2 separate regions of the Mus musculus genome follow, and region 1 is linked to region 2. A link is a loop called in an ENCODE intact Hi-C map of the cell type or tissue named here. Cell type or tissue: heart. All regions are shown on one strand. Region 1 holds the start of Gart (phosphoribosylglycinamide formyltransferase). Region 2 has its middle 9.3 kb from the start of Ifnar2.

What was found. Hi-C counts contacts between places; a loop is a spot of excess contacts. Peaks named below come from ENCODE experiments on the same cell type or tissue, not always from the same donor. Only the 100,000 strongest peaks of a DNase experiment are listed, where the experiment ranks them.
Region 1: it touches region 2 in a loop (2.3-fold over the local background); 2 of 42 quality-filtered maps call a loop at or near these places.

The regions. Positions count from the first base shown.
Region 1 is chr16:91,646,749-91,649,248 of GRCm38, forward strand. Gart (phosphoribosylglycinamide formyltransferase) reads right to left here and starts at 224. Exons shown (of 22, transcript NM_010256.2): 1 at 136-224. It overlaps Son (Son DNA binding protein), which reads left to right and starts at 1,076. Exons shown (of 12, transcript NM_178880.4): 1 at 1,076-1,236. The coding sequence starts at 1,160. In heart, no CTCF peak of the experiment used is centred here; DNase peaks (open chromatin) are centred at 293, 1,043 and 1,543; H3K4me3 peaks cover 2,500 bases; H3K27ac peaks cover 1,991 bases.
Region 2 is chr16:91,362,270-91,364,769 of GRCm38, forward strand. No RefSeq gene overlaps it. Among named protein-coding and RNA genes, the nearest start is that of Ifnar2, 9.3 kb to the right of the region's middle. In heart, no CTCF peak of the experiment used is centred here; DNase peaks (open chromatin) are centred at 512 and 1,382; H3K27ac peaks cover 1,296 bases.

The sequences.
Region 1 (2,500 bases), 280 kb after region 2:
GTGCAAAGCACGTGGGCTTTTCGCCAGTCACGCCAGTTTCGTTTCAAGAGTAGCACCGGTCGCTGAGGTTAAACCCATGGGTCAAAGCGTTTAGGCAGTCCACGCATCATCTTAAGAACTAAGGCATTCACGCACCTGCAAGCCCCGCCACGCAGCTCCGGCTCGCACCCGCCACTCGCACCCGCCGGAAGTTGGCCCGGGGAATCCAGCGCGCCCCGGCCTCTGCCCCGCCTCCGATGGACTCGGCTGCTCATTGGCCGCAGCCCGCCTAGGTCCCCGCCCGCGAGGCGACCCGTGGGGGTTCCTCCCGCCTTAGGGTGCGGTCGGAGCCCGCTGCCTAGCCGGGCTCAGAATCCCTGGCACCACGATTAGAGCTGATGATGCTCGTCAGGGGCTGTCACTTAAGGTCCCTGCGTTTACCCCAGAGCCTCCTACACTGGGGGCAGAGCCGAGGCTGCCTGACTGTGGCTGCTCACCAAGCGCCAGGGCGGAGCGGCCAGGGCTGGACTCCGGAGCAGCTCAAGCGCACTGCGTTTAGAACGCAGGTCGCTCAGACGCTCCAGCCTTTGCTAAAAACTACGCGAGGCCGGTTATAGCAAGCATCGAGGCAGAATGGGAATGGCTCCTTTCCAACTCATAGTGGGGACGCGGGACGGGGATTTCTTTCTCATGCACGTCTCCCTGACCAAAGTAAACTTGGCGCTTGCAACAAACGCGTTCGAGCTCCGTGCCGGACAAGCCGAGGCTTTTCTCGTCCCCCAGCTTTTTTTTTTTTCCATGGCCTCTAATCTCAGGCATTTACTCCCTATAGAAAGCCTCTTAGGAGTCCCCGCAGGCTGAGGGGATCAACAGCCGAAGCTGTCGCGGTCGCCTCGGGAGCGACTTCTCCTGTAATGGCGCCTGCGTCAACCACTAACATGGCGGCCGAGTTCGTGCGCGGCGCAAACGTCAGCAGCTCTACCCCGGCGGCTCAGAAACAGCGGAGGAGAGCGGGCCGGTGTTCGCTGATTGGCTCGTGGGTGGAGCGAGCCCGTGCGGACGCTCCCTCACGAGCCAATCAGGAAAGGGATAAAAGGAATTGGCCGCTGCGCCTCCTCCCGAGGCATGCTGGGAGCCTGGAGGACTAGCGAGGAGTAGTTGAGAGAACGGAGCGGACGCCATGGCGGCCGACATCGAGCAGGTTTTCAGGTCTTTCGTGGTCAGTAAATTCCGGGAAATACAACAGGAGCTTTCCAGGTAAACGCTTCCCAGACTTTTCTGCTCCTCGCGGGCTGTTAGGGCTTCATCTAGCCTCCCGTGGCATCTTTCACGGAACGCCGTCGTTTCTCGGCTCAGGCCCCGCTACGGCCCCGCCTGGGCCTGGGATCCATTTTCCGCCCCCCCCCCCACCCCCCCAGTTCCCCGTTCGTTCCTTTCGCGAAAGATCGTCTCTTCCGCGGTGTCGCACACGCCGTTTCTTTCTTCCAGTTAAGACGGTCACCTTTCCCTCGTTTGGACACCCCCTACCCTCCAGCTACTCGGAGGCCCGGCGTCCACCAGGGACGGGCCTAGTTCCCTTCCCAGCTCCTCCTCCGCCGCCGCCTTTCCCCTCCCCCTCCCCGCCTCCGCGCATTTCGCCGGCCGGTGTCTATGGCCGGAAAGGGTCTCTAACGGCCGCTTCTTGGGTAACCTTAAAACTTCTTTATTATTGTACGCTTGCGATCGTTTGGCCACCGCAGTCTATTTATTAGACGATTTGGGCCCCGGTTACTGCTCTGTGCTTCAGACCGGATTAGCACTCTTTTCACAGTTGTAAATTGAAACATCTCAGTTCGATGTAAGATACAAGATCAAATATTCGAGAGGATGATAGGAGGGGGCTTTGGAACTGCTGGATGCGTAATTTGATTGAGTAGAAAGTGGAGTATGTGTTATTTTTGTTATTTTTCCTTGCTACCCCGACTTAACGGACGGATTTTTGTCACTGCCAGTAGACTTCAGAGGTTAGCCTTGGTTCTCAGAATTTAATGTTGAAGAGATCTCCTCAGTTGTTTACTTAGGAAAATAGTGTGGGTTATGTTATAACTTAAGGAAATATTCAGAGGTAAATATTTTTTACTTTTATTTTTTAACGAATGGTTTAAGTTGAGAACAGAGCAATACATAAGTTAGAAAAATCATCTGATAAGCAGTTGTAAATTATATGCCCAAATTACCTGGGACTGTGGATAGAATAATGTTAATCATATTTTATTGCAGAAATTGTTTTTTTTTCAAGATAGGGTGTTTTTGTTTGTTGCTGTTTTTGTTTTCTTTCTTTTTTTTTTTTTTCTTTTTTGTGGACAGGCTCTAATGTCATGGCTTACAGCTTTGTAGCTGAAGCTGCCCTGTTGTCATCTTTCAATCAATGGTGGCGTCACAATTTTTTTTTTAAATAAAAATATTTATACACTGTGTTGCTTTTTAACATTTTGAGACATTGGGTATTTTTTTTTGTTTGTTTAATGAGATGAAACATAAA
Region 2 (2,500 bases):
CCCTCCAGACTCAGGAAACAAGAAATGCAAACCAGACACTAAAGGCAGAGGGGTCTTTTCCTTCCTGGGTCCCCTCAGTTTCCCCTTTCTACCCCATCTTACACACATGCATACACACACACACACACACACACACCACTCTACAAATACTCCATAGACATTCTCCCCATGAAAAACATACATACTACACACCACAAAGCACACAGGCACACACTCAGATCTTACATACCACATAGACCATACACATTACACAAATGCAAAGCAAGCCCGTAGTGTCTCACATGATTTTGTTCCCCCTGCCCCTATATCTGAGGCTCACTAAACTGATTTCTGGAGCAGAAGTTTGGAAAACACAGACTTCGGGGGAGACAGAGGAAGCCCACAGGCCTCTGTCAAGGGGATCTTTGGTCTATGCTCTGCCCTTGACCGCTAAGCAGAGCGAATGCTCCTGGGAGTACTGACCTAAGACCCAGCTCTGGCAGAAGGCTTCCTCACACTGGCGGCTGCCAAGAATGAGAGAGGTTGAGTCAGGCAGCCTGCCAGTGAACCCGAAGGAGGGGCCCGGGAAAGTATGCACAGCTTTCTATCTGGGAAAGCCCCCTACAATTTCTATCATCTCTTCATTTCACAACACCTTGTGTGTTTTCCAGATCATTTCCCAAACTTCAGCTGGCTGAGTCACGAACACAATTAGTTAGCTCTCTGCATCTCTGGACCTCAAATCCCTTGAGTTAACCAATCCTAGACAGGAGATAATCGAGAGAAATATTGGGTGTGTTCTAAACGTGAGCAGATGCCGCTTGCCATTGCTTCCTGCAGAGCACAGTGGAGCAAGTACTGACGTAGCATCTACACAGTATTGGGAGTTGGGAGTGATCTACAGGTGGTTTAAACATGGAGAAGAGGGGTGTGCATTCTGTATGAATAATCTGTCACTTCGTATCCAGAACTTGGGCATCTGTGGATCTGGGTCAGTTCACCACAGATCCTGGGGGAGGGGTTATTGTAGTGAATCTCAGACAGCTTTGGAAGAAGGAGAAACAAAATGACATGGGATCTGGAGGACAGGGACAGAACTGAATATAACAGAGATCACATAGGAAGGACACGTACTGATACGGCAGAGGTCGGGATGGATTGGACCGTAACTTTTCTTCAGCCATGAAGCCAGCTACTTAGTAGTTGAAGCTGGAAATACTGGACAGAGAAGAGGTCATGTTCATGCTTCAGACACTAAATGGAGCAATCCCAGAAATTACCAATTGAGAAAGAAAAAGGAAAGTCAACAGCCCACAGTCAGCAGCAGACCCTGCTGGGCCAAGGAATGTAACCATTGTTTTTCCAGGCTCGTATCCAACCAGGAAATCCTTCTTACTGCTTCCAACAGTTCATCCCTTTCCACAGAGCTGAGGCCTCAGTCGTGGCTGATTTTCTCTTAGAGATTTAGTTCATGCCCCCCATGAGAACAGGAAGTCAGGAGTTCACAGGCTGGAGAGCCAGAGAAGACATTCGCTGCAGCTGGAGTCTGAGGGCAGCTGGAGGCTTTCCTCAATCTGCTTTCCTCAAGGATTGCTGCCCTACATGTTAATCTTAGCTTAACATGACCATCACAGCAACACATAGACTGATGTTGGTCCAAGTATGCCCCAGACAAACTGACAGGTGATATTAACCATCACACATACTACCTATCTTAGCTTTGTTCCTACGGCTGTGAGAAAATTCACACAAAAAGCAACTTAGGGAGGAGAGGGTTTATTTGACTCACAAATCCAGACTGCAGTCCATCATTTTAGTCAAGTTAGATACACAAGCAGCTTGTCCTGTCACACCCGAAGTCACGAGCAGAGAGAAGAGACACTCTGTATCTATTTTTTTATGTATCTATATATATGTATCTATCTATGTATCTATCTATCTATGTATCTATCTATCTTGCCTGCTAGCTTTTTCACTCTTACACAGTTCAGGGCCCAGACTAGGAAATGGTGCTACCCACAGTGGGCTGGATCCTCCTACATCAATGAACAACCTAGACAGCTACCCCCAAGACATGCCTACAGATCAACCTGAACTAGAGAGTTCCTCATTAACCCTCTCTTCCCAAGTGATTCTACTAGCTGGCACACCACCCTAGGAAAACAATATCACAGTCTAACTTAAATCTTATCTGTTATTAACAGATACCTAACCCAGGATGCTGGGGATTAAGTTTGTTTCCTAATACAGCCCTCACTGGATGGCCAACCTAGCACCAAGTTCTAGTCATTATCTTCCTACCCATTTCTAACCCATCCCCAATCCACTAACCCTGGTCCAGAGATGGGCAAGGGTTCTGTCTGGGAGCAGTCACTTCCAGGGGACTTTGTAGAGAGCTGGGGAACGGGGGTATGGAGGGTGGTACTGGTCACATGATGGGCTGAGTGCTACAAGTATTTGATGAGCAGAGGCCAAGGATGCTGGACCACTCCATCATCTAACTACTGTCTTCTATGATATG